Linked DNA regions of Homo sapiens: region 1 is linked to region 2. The links are chromatin loops, found by intact Hi-C in ENCODE. Cell type or tissue: CD4-positive, alpha-beta T cell. All regions are shown on one strand.

Region 1 (8,000 bases), 590 kb after region 2:
CGTTTCAACCCTGAACTTTTCTACAATGGGTTATGGTCACTGGCCAAAAAGGGTTTAGGTGACTCATGTGTAATGTTCTTCAGAACAGAAGCCAATTTTTAAATCCTTTTGTATTTATGTTCATTTATTTTTAAATATAATTCCTCTTCTCATTAAGTGGAATCTTGTCATAATTCTATAGTTTCAAGTGATAACTTGGCATTGCTGTGGCTTTCTTTATTCCAAAATGCTAATCCTTTGCAGATAAATTTATACATTCTGTATAGTCTGATTTGGAGGACTTCTGTATCTTAGCTTATCTTAGATGGGAGCTTCCATAATTCATTCAGGGATTAGTCAGTGCTATACTGTGCATGCATAGTAGACAGCTCTGTGTGGTGGCTTTAAGTCTTTTGACTCCCCCTCTTTCTGGTCTTTGTGTCTTTCTGGTTTAAAAGAAAAAATATCCCTCAGACCTTAGCTTTTTGGATTCAATGAATTACTGTTAACTTTGACATCCTCATTAAATAGGAGAGCTGTCGGAAACTGTCAAGAACGGCTGGAATTGGTACTGTTATCTTGTTGGCGACGTCAGCTTCTGTGGGCATCTGTGCAAAAACATTGAGGTAGAGCAGAATCCTCTTCTATCTTGAATGTCTGAAAATAATGTGACTGGTGTGTTTGAAAGAGTTCTATTTTTCCCTCTTTGCCCTTAATTATTTTGGCCTTAAGGATTCCGGAAACCTGGAGTAGATTGAAAACCATAATAAGCAAGGGCCGGGGAGCATGTTATTTGATTTTTTAATAAACTACCTCTGACTAGCTTACACGCCCCGTAGAACATTAAGGCTACTTTTTGTGTATATTGCATGAAATAAGAAACATCACAAATTTGAATTCTCTCTCAATACCTCTGCTTTATCCAAGGCTCCTACAACAAAAGCCTACCTTTAGCCCTTGAAAATGAAGTAGAGGATTTTATCTTTACTGGTGAATTTGTGTGCCACATGGTAGACTAGTATAGAATGTAATATTTACTGCTTCTTTAATGTTCCTTAGGAAGAATATCACACAGACATCTCCCTTCTCCATATGTTGCAATTATACTACTTTCATGAAGTCTTGAGTGTGCCTGTTACGGTTGGTGCGCTTTAAAACATTCTTTTCTACTTAGTCTGTATTCGTGTTAACGTTCTGCCATTCTGTGTTAAGTTCTGCCGTTCTGTGTTGTTTAGTAATTAAGTGTATGGTATCTATTTAGTTCTAAGTTTTTCCTAACTTTTAAGGGCATTGCAAGTTACCCTCAGCCCACCTTGGATTGAAGTCCCCTTCCATGGAGGACTGGAGGAGAAGAGGTGATGGTGTATGAAGTGTCCATCAAAATAAGAGCTGAAGAGCCTTCAGCTTGTGGGGAGGGCTGGAAAGTTGGAAGATCAGGCCTCAAGCTGTTCCACCCTTCTCATCCTTTGAAGGTGAGGGTGCAGCCTTGAGGTCTAGCCTGTGGTGATTACCATAGTTTGTCCCTCCTGCCAAATGGGGTGGCACACTCCATCCCGTAAGTGAAGGTAACCAGATAAATACCCACTCCGCTGGGGAGTGGAAGGGGCCCCGAGTTCACCCTGTGACTGACCTGACATGTGGATATCACTTACCAGAAAATGCTTGTGGCTACTGAGCATTAACCTGGCAACATATTCAATAGCAAAATTTAAAATAGTACCCAGTGTGGTGCCTTGCTCATAGCAAGCACTTAGTACCTATTTGCTAAGCTGATTTTAATTTGAAGTGGAGTCTAACAAATGGGATGTGGGATCAACAGTATTATTATATTGAAATGTTTTAAACCAGGACATGCCAAACTTTTTCTATAAAGGACCAGATAATAACTGTTAGGCTTTGTGGGCCACATGGAGTCTCTATGGGGTATCATCAGCCTCCTCCCCTTCCTCTTCCTCCTCCTTTTAACCACCCTCTTAAAATGTAAAACCTGTGTGTCTCCCAGGCTACATAAAAAGAGGCTACTGGCTGAAGTTTGCTGACTCCTATTTTATATTAATCTTTTAACTCAGTCTGAAGGAACTGACCAGACATGGATGGTTATGAGTTTTTTCTTCTTGTTTTGGGGAGGTGATGTCTTGTTTTCCTCAGGCAGTGTGGGATGGTGGTTGGAACTAAATAGATACCATCCCACACTCCCTGTGTGGGATGGAGTGCCTCAGGTGCTTTGGGATTCTGTAGGGTTCAGATAAATGTGGGCTCTAATTCTGGGTGTTTATTTGCTAGCAGCATGCCCTCGGGGGGATCCCAAAACCAGTCTGTGCCTCAGCCACCTCAGTTAGTTAGAAATCACAGGCTGTAATGAAGGAGGGAAAGTGAGTGAAGATCCTAATGCAGCATCACTAGTGCACACCTGGGCTTACTTCAGCCTTTGCCCTAACTGATCAGTCACCCTGACTGCAGTTCCCATCCTGTAGAGATGGAGAGTAGCAGGTTAATGGGCTCAGGATATGACTTCCTGTATGTGAAAGCAGTTTGGAAGCATGCTACCCATTTTTAGTCAAACACAGTGAACAGTTACTGAGAATTTTATCACAAGGTCCTAATTCTGTTTTTTTACATTTGCTTTTTCCACCTGGTTTTGGCACCTTACACTATTGGTTTTTTTTGTTTTGTTTTTTAAAAAATATTTTTAACTTTTGTGGATACATAGTAGATGTATATATTTATGGGGTATGTGATGTTTTAATATAGGTATGTGATGCTTAATAATCACATCGTGGAGAATGGGATATCCATCCCCTCAAGCATTTATCTTTTGTGTTACAAACAATCCAATTATACTCTTAGTTATCTTTAAATGTACAATTAACTTATTATTGATTAATTCACACTGGTTCCCACCTTAGCTCTCATCTTAGAAGAGGTAGTTGTGTTGCTTTGCCTCTTATTTTCGGAGAAAGCCCCCATCATAACCTCAGCTCCCTCCAGAGTCTTGGCTTCTTATGGATTGTGACTTTATGCGGCTCACCTTGACGTACGACTGTGACAGAGGCAGGACCCTGGTGACAGAGCCTCATTTCTCAGTTATTGTGGGTCTCCTCTCAGAAGTTGTGCCTGCAGTGCCTTGGTCTCCACATTGGCAAACTGGGGTTGTGCCGCTCAGAAGAAAGGCCCTCTGGAAGCTGCAGGAGGGACTGCCCAGCAGATGCAACCTGTAGGTGCCAGGTCATAGAGAGCTCATGGTGGGTTTTGTAGTCGGCCCATCAGACAGTTACTAGCAGACAATTGCATATTTGCTTCACATGCATTTAGAGCAAATATTTACATGTGTTTTGTCCATGATGCAAGTTAAACAGTTAAGGAAACTATTGTAACTCAAATTCTATTTTTATACAAATCAGCAAACATGAATTTAAGGCCTTCAGACTAGTCCGTCACAGGGAGGACTTCAGTCAAAAGATTAGTTTCCTTCCTGTTGCTGCCTCAAGATAACAGTTGGATTCTCTGTTATCAATACAGCCAGCTGCCTGTTTCCGGCTTCCTGCTCTGTGTATTTTGCATGTTACTCATGGGAAATGATTTATTTATTTTTTCAAGCTAAGGCATATAGGGGGACTCCACCCTACCACTATTCTTTTGTTTTGAGTTAAGATCCTTTTTTATTCTTTATTTTAAAACAGTTCAAGAATTAAACTTTAATATATAAATTGTTAAAGTTGCAACAAATTAAGTCTTGTGACAATTGACCTGATTGGGTCATGTTTAAATAATGTTGTAATATGTTACAATGATGTCCTAATCACACCGTTGTGTATTTTGCAACTTCACTTTACCGTACAGGTATGTGGTGGCAATTGCCCAAAGATAAAACAAGCAAACAAAAAACAGAATTTGTCAAACATTTTAGTTTGGCTCTGGACCCATTTTAGTCTGAATGACAGCACCACAAAATTGCATTTTTATCCGTATTTCAGACATTGAGGAATTGCAAGAAGCAGTTCACCTGTCATATATTTTTAGTGCTATACAATGACAACATTTAACTGCCTAGGGCCTGTCTTTGTGATATGAAATTTCCCTCCTCAACAATTTCAGTGAGACCACCACCAACAATAAGATTTATCGAGAACCTAGTTGTTGGACACTGGAGGTTTGCTGACTCATTGAACAAATGTTTATTGTGCACCTCCTTTATGTCATGTATATGCTAAAGCTCTAAACATGAATAGGATTGAGCCTTTGCCTCTGAGCCAACTGCAAGTTAATTGAAGAGATAGGACACAAGACGTATAATAAAAGATGAGAGACCACATCCCATCAAATGATGATTGCTGACATCTGATAGGAGAGGGCCTCTTGGTAGAACTAATCTTGGCTGGATCTTAAAGGAAGGGTAAGAGAAAACTGCCTTCTAGGTTAGAAGAATGATAGAAGCAAAGATGGGAAAAAGCAGTGTGCAAGGTGAGAGTTCAGAGCATGAGAGTAAGACCTGTTAGGTTGGAACAAAAGACGGCATGTCAGGGAAGTTCCCAGATGAAGCTGATGCCTTAGGAGAGCCCGTTTGGGACCTTTAAATGCCAGGTTCAGAGATTTGGACTGTCTTCTGGATAGCTGGGGTCCGTTGAAGGTTTTGGTGCAGTGCTGCAACTTTGAAAAACCACTGATTGAGGAACATGGCTATGGTAGTGATGTTTAAGGTGGATTAGAATGCGGAGAGAGGCCCAAGGCAGGGGAGTTCAGTTGGGGTCTGAAACCACCCAAATTGTGGTGAGCTTTGTTCAAAACACGCAAAAATAGATTGTCAAAATTATTCTCTTAGCAACTGATCTTGTACTTCTTTGTAATGTCTTTTTGTTATTTTTTAACTTTTTATTTTGTATCCCCAGCTAGATTTCTAGTTCATTGAGGGTAAGAGACTTTATCTTAGACACAGAGTTCTAGGTAAAGTATGCACTTTGTAATATTGGAGCTCACTAATACTCTCAATTTCAGATTAGTCAGCTAACACAGTATTATTGATTTAAATAGTGGGGATATGTTCATGGGATGATTGCTTCCTCCCCTTTTGATTTCTTCTTAACTTCCATCCCTGTAATTCCTTTCTTTCTTACTTTGAACCCAAGACTACACCTAACTTAACTATATGTCTGTGCAAAGCAAAAACTACATGATTGCTGTCTCTTACTTAGGGGGTAGGCCATTATCTTAGCACAATTGAAGAGCCTGATAGAAAATATTACTGGGTTATACGTGCAGGTTCAGACTACTTGAAAAGTAAAAGAAAGATTCCTTCTCTTAAGCCAGGTATAAATTCAGTCTTTAGGGGAACAATGAATAGGGTCTTTTGACAGTTCCTGATTCTATGTTTCCTTTTTTTTCCATCCGGAGATGTTCCATGCCTTCAGGCTTTCCTTCATTCCTGGCTCCCATCCCTTTCCATAACCAGAACTGTGGCATATGGTGAATATAGTTGTGTTTAGCACTCTGTGCTGAGGGTATTGCAGAAAGATGCCGTACAATCATTTCCATCATGCAGTGCCCTTCTGCTCATCAAAGCTATTTCTGTATCCTAACTTGACTCACGCTAACACAGTGTTCATTTTTTCAGTTATAGCAAATTCTCTAGAGTAAATAAATATGGGGCTGGGTGCAGTGGCCCACACCTGTAATTCACTTTGGGAGGCTAAGGTGGGAGGATCACTGGAGACCAGGAGTTTGAGGTCAGCCTGGGCAATCTAATGAGACCCTATTTCTACAAAAAAAAATGAAAAAGCCAGGTGTGATGGTGCATGCCTGTAATCCTAGTTACTCTGGAGGTTGAGGTGGGAAGATTGCTTCAGCCCAGGAGTCCAAAATTACAGTGAGCTGTGATCACACCACTACACTCTAGCTGGGGTGACAGACTCCTTCTCTAATATATTCATTGGTTAATTAATTTAAAAATATAAATTAAAAAATTACATAGACGCATTACAGCCTTTCAGTATTTATCACAGTCATTCCCTAAAAAGAAAAGAAGTAGATGTTATGCTTCTAGAAGAGGATGATGGTGGAGAGGATATTCACAGCCCTTTTTTTTAACCATTAAGCAAATGTGTTTCTCAGTTCTAAATATTTCATACTTTTTTTTTTCTTTTTTCTTTTTTTTTATCTGAGACAGAGTTTTGCTCCTGTTGCCCAGGCTGGAGTGCAAAGGCACCACCTTGGCTCACCGCAACCTCTGCCTCCCGGGTTCAAACGATTCTCCTGCCTCAGCCTCCCGAGTAGCTGGGATTACAGACATGCGCCACCACGCCTGGCTAATTTTGTGTTTTTAGTAGAGATGGGGGTTTCTCCATGTTAGTCAGACTGGTCTCAAACTACTTCTGACCTCAGGTATTCCACCTGCCTTGGCCTCCCAAAGTGCTGGGAATTACAGGTGTGAGCCAACGCGCCCAGCTACCTCATCCTTTTTTTCTAATACATCTTCTAAGAATTTCAAGTTGTTTATCAGAAACCAAACAACAAAAGATAGTGAATCTCAGTATATGACAGGAGAAGGTGTAGCTATGCATCTTAATCCCTCTTGCCTGGCTGGAGTGGGAGAGAAAGAGCCGAGGACCTCACCACTACTGGCTGGTGACACTTAGCAGCCCTTAACCTCACTGAGCCTTGGGCTTTGCTAGAGATAACTCTAGCATCCCACCTACCTAATAGTTTGCTGTGAAGATCTAGTGAGCTTAGAGAAAGTATGAAGTGCCATTCAGATGCATGGCAATGTTATTGCAGACACACCATCTTATAAAATTCCATCTGGAGGAAGGAGCACCATACTAGGATTTCCCTTATAATTTACTCCTTCTGGGAATCAGAATCTGATGTAAATGCCACTCACTTGAGGGTGGGTTTCTTGTCTCAGTAGTTCTCATTGACAGTAGTTAGCTAATTTACTTATCTCTGAGCCTGTGGAACTAAAGGCTGAGCTGGTTGGGTCTTCACACTCAGAACCATTTCTGGTTCCTAGGTTCTCGGGGCTCCAAGGTCATTTTGGTAGAATTTGTGGTCCTGAGAAGCTTATTTTGAGACCATTGTTAGGAGCCCTTCTTTCTGTCTCCCACCCCTGTCATGTCACAGAGACAGCCTCACCACGTTCCTCCCACGGAGGGCTGCTGGTTCTTTTTGTCCTTTTTTCACTTTGTTTTCCACTTTCCTCCCTGGACTGCCAGAGCTGCAGCTGCCTCGAGTCCTGGGTTGTGTTGGTAGGTAAGTGATGTCCAGGCTGCCTAGAGGTGGGGTCCTCAGGTGTGATCTTGGATCCCACTTGTACCACATTGTACAGCATTGCAAAGAGGGGATGGTGAGAAGTGTTTGAACCTGAGGGCCTTTACATGGAGAAGTGAGGAGACCTATTCTGCATACTCTGAAGGTGGTGCAAGCCATAGTGGGCCACAGAGACAGGTCTAGTCTTGATGGAGACACCATCCCAACAGATGGAGAGTTACCCAATAATGCAGCAGACCCTTTACAAAATAAGGACTTGCGTTAGTTAGGATGGTGAGATGGTGGGTAATTCTAAGTCTTGTATCATGGAAACACTTTTTTTTTTTTTTTTTTTTTTTTTTTGAGACAGAGTCTTAACGCTGTCGCCCAGGCTGGAGTGCGGTGGCATGATCTTGGCTCACTGCAACCTCCGCCTCCCAGGTTCAAGTAGTTCTCCTGCCTCAGCCTCCTGAGTAGCTGGGTTACAGGTGCGTGCCACCATGCCCGGCTAATTTTTGTATTTTTAGTAGAGACGGGGTTTCACCATGTTGGTCAGGCTGGTCTTGAACTCCTGACCTCATGATCCGCCCACCTCGGCCTCCCAAAGCTGGGATTATAGGTGTGAGCCACTGTGTCTGGCAGAAACACTTTTTTAAATGTTGTGCGTGAGGCATTATTGCATAGTGGATGAGAACCAGGGCTCTGGAGCCAGCCTGCCTGGAGAGTTGCTGGCTCCTGCCTCATGGGGCAGTTGTGGGGATTGATTATAAGTGCAGTTAGCC
Region 2 (8,000 bases):
GGATTACAGGCATGCGCCACCACACCTGGATAATTTTGTATTTTTAGTAGAGACAGGGTTTCTCCATGTTGGTCAGGTTGGTGTCGAACTCCCGACCTCAGGTGATCCACCTGCCTCAGTCTCCCAAAGTGTTGGGGTTACAGGTGTGAGCCACTGTGCCTGGCCGTATTTCATCTCATATATTGATTTTACCTCATTCACCCTGCTCCAGGCACTCCGACCTTCTCTCAATTTTTTTTAAGTTTTTTATATTTATTTATTTTTATTTAGCGATGAGGGCTAAGTATGTTGTACAAGATGGAGTGTAGTGGCTATTCACAAGTGCGCTCATAGGGTACTGCAGACTCGAGCTCTTGGCCTAAAGCAATCCTCCTGCCAAGCCTCCCAAGTAGCTAAGACTACAGGCACATGACACCACACCCAGCTTCTTTCAATTTCTTGATCAAGCCAAGCTTTTTCACAATGTAAGAGCTCTTGCCCCTCTTTCCCTCCTTCCTTCCTCCCTCCTTCCCTCCCTCTTTCCTTCCTTTTTTCCCCTTCCTTCCTTCCTTCCTTCCTCCTTCCCTCCCTCCCTCTCTCCCTTTCTTCCTTCTTTCTTCCTTCCTTTCTTTCTTTCCTTCCTTCCTACTTTTTTTCTTCCTTCCTTCTTTCTCCTTCCTTCCTTCCTTTCTTCTTTCTCCTTCCTTCCTTCCTTCTTTTCACCAGTGTCATAGTAAGCACTTACTTTTAATTTTAACCTAGTGAGTGAACCAAGCACTTAAATTTACTCTAAGTGCAATGGAAACCTATAGACAAGTTTTTAATCAGGAAAATGATATAAATTGATTTAAACTTTCAAAAGATCTCTCCTGACTCTGAATGGACTATAGATTATAAGGGGATAAGAATGAAAGTACTGTGACTAATTAGGAGGCGTTTTCAGCAATTCAATGAGAGATGACAATGGCTTGTATCACGGTAGAAGTAGTGCCAACGGTGAGAAGTACTCAGAGATGAGAAATATTTTGGAGGTCGGGTGCGGTGGCTCACGCCTGTAATCCCAGCACTTTGGGAGGCTAAGGTGGGCAGATCACCTGAGGTCAGGAGTTTGAGAACAGCCTGGCCAACATGGTGAAACCCCGTCTCTACTAAAAATACAAAAATTAGCTGGGCATGGTGGTGTGCACCTGTAGTCCGAGCTACTTGGGAGGCTGTGGCAGGATAATCACTTCAAACCAGGAGGCTGAGGTTGCAGCGAGCTGAGACCACACCACTGTACTCCAGCCTAGGCGACATAGTGAAACTCCATCTCAAAAAAAAAAAAAAAAAGTTTTCCAGTGACGGGAAGCAAAAGAAGGAGAAGTAACTTAAAGAGAATACGCATCAGAAAAAAGGTTTTATGGCCAGCCATGGTGGCTCACTCACACCTGTAATCCCAGCACTTTGGGAGGTCAAGGCAGACGGATCACTTGAATCCAGGAGTTCGAGACCAGCCTGACCAACATGGTGAAACCCTGTTTCTACCCAAAATACAAAAATTAGCCAGGTGTGGTGGCACATGCTTATAGTCCCAGATACTTGGCAGGCTGAGGCACGAGAATCGCTTGAACCCAGGAGGCAGAGGTTGCGGTGAGCCGAGATGGCACCACTGCACTTCAGCATGGGCGACAGAGGTTGACAAGAAAAGGTTTTTGCTTTGTTTCGCTTTCTCAGATGAGAGATGCTAGCCCATCTTTGGGATCAGAAATCAGAAGTTATTAGAAAGAGAGAGATGATGGTGTGGAGAAGGAAGGATTAGATCCAAAGGGCAGGAGTGAAATGAAGGAAGGAGGGACACTCCCACTGTTGAAACTGGAAGGAAGAAAAAAAAAGTACAGGTGCAGATTGAATCATAGATTTGGGAATCAGGCCGGGCGTGGTGGTTCAAGCCTGTAATCCCAGCGCTCTGGTGGGCAGATCACCTGAGGTCAGGAGTTCCAGACCAACCTAGCCAACGTGGCGAAACCCCATCTCTACTAAAAATACAAAATTAGCTGGGTGTGGTGGTGGGCATCTGTAGTCTCAGCTCCTCGGGAGGCTGAGGCACAAGAATCGCTTGAACCTGGGAGGCAGAGGATGCAGTAAGCCAAGATCATGCCACTGCACTCCAGCCTGAGCGACAGAGTGAGGGAAAAAAAAGGATGAAAAAAAAAAAGATTTGGGAATCAAAAGATAAGCTATTTCTGGTAGTCTCTATTTTCCCGGAGAAGTAGGCAACACCCTCAGTTGGGAGTAGAGGGTTGTGGAAAAGACGTGGAAGTTCAGAGAAAAAAAGTAGAAAGTTGAGAATTTGTAAAGTAAGGAAGAAAATAATTTGGGAAAGAGGATGTATAATATAGGAAACTGGGCCAGGCACGGTGGTTCACGCCTGTAATCCCAGCGCTTTGGGAGGCCGAGGAGGGTGGATCACCAGGTCAAGAAGTTGAGACCATCCTGGCTAACACAGTGAAACCCCGTCTCTACTAAAAATCGTACAAAATATTAGCCAGGCGGCTGGGCGTAGTGGCTCACGCCTGTAATCCCAGCACTTTGGGAGTCCAAGGCGGGCGGATCCCGAGGTCAGGAGATCGAGACCATCCTGGCTAACACGGTGAAAACCCTTCTCTACTAAAAATACAAAAAATTAGCTGGGCGTGGTGGCAGGCGCCTGTAGCCCCAGCTACTCGGAAGGCTGAGGCAGGAGAATGGCCTGAACCCAGGAGGCGGAGCTTGCAGTGAGCAGAGATCGCGCCCCTGCACTCTAGCCTGGGTAACAGAGCAAGACTCCGTCTCAAAAAAAAAAAAAAAAAAAAAAACGAAAAAAAACAAAATATTAGCCAGGCATGGTGGCACGTGCCTGTAGTCCCAGCTACTCGGGAGGCTGAGGCAGGAGAATCACTTGAACCCAGGAGGTGGAGGTTGCAGAGAACCAAGATTGCACCACTGCCCTCCAGCCTGGGTGACAGAGTAAGACTCAGAAAAAAAAAAAAAAAAAAGAGGAAACTGGCAGGAAAGAGGTCATGCTGGGGTGGACTATGAGAGGCAATAATTCGAAATTATATCGTGGAAATGCTTCAACCTCTACCAAGACCTACTTCAAAAGGAAAATCTTGTGTTGAGTAGCAGTTAAAAATGGAATAAGATATCAGACCTTCAACCAAATAGTTCTTAATAGCTCAAAACTACTATAGGATAGCAATTTTATTCCCAAATTATTCTAGAACTGAATATCTGAAACTCAGTGACCAAAAGCCAGTCAACCAATCTTCCACAGCCTAATACACACACATAAAATATACCTCTGGCATTACATTATAACTTCCCCCATCAAACAAAACAGGAAGAGTGGTTATGTTGGGCTGATAGTGTAAGATGGTCTGTCATGTAGCGTTTCCGTTATATTCTGAATTTGAGTTGGTATACCATGTGACAGTTCTTTATATATATGTTTTCAACACCGCTATGACAAGAGTGTCTTTCTGTTTTTGCGTCAGTGTCTCATGAAAAGAAGACATAAAGAATATTCAAAAGAAATTTTAAGAATCTTTGTTATCTGAAGGTCGTATCTTTAGTGCATGTTCTGTCTCTCATAGTTGCTAAACTCTAGCTGCAGCTCTTCTCTCAGAGAACTGCTCTGTCCTGCCCATCTATCCCATTATGACTTTCAGTTGTGAGATGAAGATATCTGTTTGAGAAAAAAAATTGGTTCCTCTAAATAGAGAAATGTCCAAATAGCTACTTTAGTCTCTTCTTTAATCTCAAGTTACATCAGAGAAAAGATTTCAGCATGTATAAAACATCCATATCTACAGTGACCTTGGTGTTTTTCTCAATGCATAAATCATCACATTTCTTCATTTTCTAGTGCATGAAATAATTAAACTTAAAATATCTTCTTTAATTCTAGACACAATTAATTCAATGCTATTATTTTTTATTTATTTATTTATTTTTTATTTATTTATTTATTTATTTATTTATTTTTGAGACAGAGTCTCTTTCTGTTGCCCAGGCTGGAATGTAGTGGCATGATCTCAGCTCACTGCAACCTCCGCCTCCTGGGTTCCAGGGATTTCCAGCTAATTTTTTTATTTTTAGTAGAGACAAGGTTTCATCATGTTGGCCAGGCTGGTCTCAAACTCCTGACCTCAAGTGATCTGTCTGCCTCGGCCTCCCAAAGTGCTAAGATTACAGGTGTGAGCCAGCTCGCCTGGCCTCAATACTATTAATTTTTTACTTATGTAAATTTTGTAGGGTGTAACTTCCCACATATTTCCAAAGCGTTTTTATATTTAACACTAAAGACCCACAATGGGCTGGGCACGGTCGTTCACGCCTATAATCCCAGCACGTGGGGAGGCCGAGGCGGGCGGATCACCTGAAATCAGGAGTTTGACACCAGCCTGGCCAACGTGGTGAAACCCTGTGTCTACCAAAATTACAAAAAATTAGCTGGGCTTGGTGGTGGATGTCTGTAATCCCAGCTACATGGGAGGCTGAGGCAGGAGAATTGCTTGAACCTGGGAGGTGGAGATGGCAGTCAGCCTAGATTGTGCCACTGCACTCCAGCCCGGGCAACAAGAGCGAAACTCTGTCCCCACCACCCAAAAAAAAAAAGACTCACAATGTACAAACGGCTATTCTAGGCATAGTTGGTTCTAAGAGAATAAGATTCCTTGATAGATACATCCAGCTTTTCTATTTAGAGTTGTGTAGTTTTGGGTCCTTCAGGAAGCAGACACTGAAATAAAGTTGGAAGTGCAAGAAGTGTAGGGGGTGGAATGGTGATGGGGATGTACACCTATGAGAGATAAAAAAGGAGGATGGAGGATTGGGTAAAGAAAGCCTTCAGATCTGGATGCTGATCTGATATCTGTGAAAGGAAAGAGGGGAGTAAAGAGGATTGGGCCAGGAGAGCCTGAGACTTTGATATATATTGAGCAAAGTCTCAGCCTACTTAATGGGGAGATGAAGAGCAAAGATTGCCTGTTAAGAGAAGTTTTGCAATGGGTAGAACTGGTCCTGTTAATGCTGCCATGATCAGCCACTGGTATGGGCTGCCTGGGAAGATCATAACCTCAGCTTGCTGTGGTAGATTCCAAAGGTGCTGCAGCTGATGGCCATTAGCTAAGTGTATTCTTTCAGCTAAAAGGAGATCCAAGCAATGTACTTTCATGCCTGCTACATCAGCTGTGCCCCTTTTGCTAATATTGCTCTCCTCATGCATTTCAGATCTATGCTTCACAAGTACAGAGCACAGACTGTTGCACTGTCTCCTAATTCTTCTTCTTTGACCATTCCCTCATCTCTGTATTAAATACTTTTAGCAGATTAATCTTTCTAAAAGATCATTTTTACCTTGTCAGTCTTTTGCTCAAAAATGTTGCGTCTCCCTATTATGTACAAAATAAAGCCCAGACTATTTAGGCTGATACTCAAGGCTGACACACGACTAGCCCCAATCTACCATTCTGTTTTTATATAACTTTGTGTCCTCTGTGGTCAACATATGTGGAACCTATTCACTATCTCCCCAATATTCGTTTGTATTTACAGATCTCTTGTTGCTCACATAATACCTTCTACCCCATTTGACAAACCATTCTCTCTTCTATCTACCTATCAAAACCAAACCTATCTTTGAAGGATTACATTTACTCTCCTATAGAAAGTATGGTAGGTATACTATAGTACAGTATAGTATTGACCCTTCCTCAGAAGTATATCAATATGTCTCGCCCTTGTTCATATTTTTCCTTCTTTTTAAAATTATTATTATTGTTTTTTGAGACAGAGTTTTGTTCTGCTGCCCAGGCTGGAGTGCAGTGGTGCAATCTCAGCTCACTACAACCTCTGCCTTCCGGCTTCAAGTGATTCTCATGCCTCAGCCTACTGAGTAGCTGGGACTATAGGCATGCACCACCAAGCCCGGCTAATTTTTGTATTTTTAGTAGAGAGAGGGTTTCACCATGTTGGTCAGGCTGATCTCGAACTCCTGACCTCAGGTGATCCACTCTCCTCGGCCTCCCAAAGTGCTGAGACTATAGGTATGAGCCACCGCACCCGGCCATATTTTTCCTTCTTTTAGTACTCAAGTTTTAATGAGGACATATCTCTTTTTCAGCTCTATGTCATTTCCTTTGGTGTAATAGGAGCACAGTGTTTATACTTAGCAACTACTCCATGACTGAATTAAGAGATAGATGGGGAATAGATTAAGAAGCCACTACAGAATTGCAAAAAATAAAATAAAATAAAGTGAGTTAAAATGTCAGGGTAATATAGGAAAATACATTGGGAAATGAAAAAACACTCCATGTGACTGTTTCACGGAAATGAATGACCCTCTTCCTCTTCTGTTTCTTTCTTAGGTAAAGACTAGGGCAGAATTCTATACCCAAGGTTCAGACCTATTGAGGCTATTTATGAATAGACTTTGGTGGTGTTTGCTGATCAAAAACTCTTTGAAATGTATAAAAAAACTTGTATACACGTGTATTTGCATTTTTTCTAGGAATAGGATCTGTCTCTTTTATCTGAGTTTCAAGGGGTCTGTGATCATAAAAGGATTTAAAACAACTTGACCAGAATTTGGGGCCTTAGAAGAGAGGTCAAGTAGTGTTGAACAAGATTTGGCAAGTAGTAGGTCACTGGTAATCTTAAAGAAAATAGATTCTGAAGAATGAAGAAAGCAGAAGCCCATGTCCCCAGGAATTGAAGAGTGAGTGGGTGGTGAGGATGTGGAGGTAGCCGATACAGACTTTTCCTCCCAGAAATGTATCAGTGAATGAGAATAAATCTGTATGATAACTTAAGCAACTATAGGATCAGGGGAAGGGTTTTGTTTGGATGGGAGATACTTGAGCATATTAACAGAAAAAGTGAAAGAGGATGATTAATAAACGAATTGGTTGGGAAAGTGTCTGGGTAGTCTGGATTTATGCTGTGGCAACAGACCCAAAATATTAGTGACTTAACACATAAAAGTTTATTTCCAGCTGGGCACAGTGGCTCATGCCTGTAATCCCAGCACTTTGGGAGGCTGAGAGGGGTGGATCGTTTGAGCCCAGGGGTTCAAGACCAGCCTGGGCAACATAGGAAGACCCCCAGTGCTACTAAAAATACAAAAATTAGCTGGGCATGGTGGCCTCCACCTGTATTCCCAGCTGCTTGAGAGGCTGAGGATGGAGGATGGCTTGAGCCTAGGAGGCAGAGGTTGCAGTGAGCCAAAATTGCACCACTGTACTCCAGCCTGGAGGACTGGGTTTAAAAAAAAAGAAAAGAAAAAAATTTCCCTTCTAATGCAAACTCAAGTAGAGACTGCTGCCCTCCATGCTGAGATTCACGAATCCAGGCTGTTTCATTCTTTGGGCTCTCTGTTCATGACTGAAGGGGAAGAGACTAGAGTCATGTGGAGGGATCCCACGGCCACTGTTCTGAAGTGACACCTGTTACTTCCATGCAAGTTTCATTAGTGAGAACTTGTCACATGGCCATGCTTAATTGTTGGGGAAGGGTAGGCAACTGTAAAGGAAATACAAAAAAGGATGTGGGAGGATATAATTATCTCTGCTACATAAAGGGATTAAGAAAAAAAGTAAAAGGAATTCTGGGCAGTTGGCAGTGGCACAGTTTTTTAATAGCCCCAAAACTTGCCACAAACACAGATACAGTAACTTGGATCGCAAAACCTAAAACCTGCAAACAACATCAATAGCAAGTTTATGAGCCCTCAAATATACACATACAGGGAGATGTCATGAGAGCAACAAGATTCACAGGTGGGAGGAGGCAGAGGGAGCTAAATAAAACAAAGCCAAAAGCCAAGTTACCAAAACATGCCCAGGAAGGAAGGAGTCCCACTTAGTGAGTGAAATCTTAGAGGGCCCATCTGAGGATAGCAGTCAAAATCAGAGAGGAACTTCATGGGCTCTATTTTGCAGGTGAAACCAAGGGAATTGTGGGAAGATTGGATGGTGCTGGAATGTTCTAGCCCCTTTGGG

Evidence for each region. Hi-C counts contacts between places; a loop is a spot of excess contacts. Peaks named below come from ENCODE experiments on the same cell type or tissue, not always from the same donor. Only the 100,000 strongest peaks of a DNase experiment are listed, where the experiment ranks them.
Region 1: a loop joins it to region 2, with 1.9 times the contacts of the local background. A loop is called at or near these places in 1 of 110 quality-filtered maps.

What each region holds. Positions count from the first base shown.
Region 1 is chr2:54,586,270-54,594,269 of GRCh38, forward strand. All of the region lies in intron 2 of SPTBN1 (spectrin beta, non-erythrocytic 1), which reads left to right. It overlaps LOC124906008 (a long non-coding RNA gene), which reads right to left and starts at 3,165. Exons shown (of 3, transcript XR_007086322.1): 1 at 1-3,165. RefSeq lists an enhancer at 3,346-3,395. In CD4-positive, alpha-beta T cell, no CTCF peak of the experiment used is centred here; a DNase peak (open chromatin) is centred at 3,492; H3K4me3 peaks cover 663 bases; H3K27ac peaks cover 5,634 bases.
Region 2 is chr2:53,991,540-53,999,539 of GRCh38, forward strand. It overlaps a transcript of ACYP2 not described here. Among named protein-coding and RNA genes, the nearest start is that of PSME4, 25 kb to the left of the region's middle. In CD4-positive, alpha-beta T cell, no CTCF peak of the experiment used is centred here; a DNase peak (open chromatin) is centred at 3,392; H3K4me3 peaks cover 1,018 bases; H3K27ac peaks cover 2,611 bases.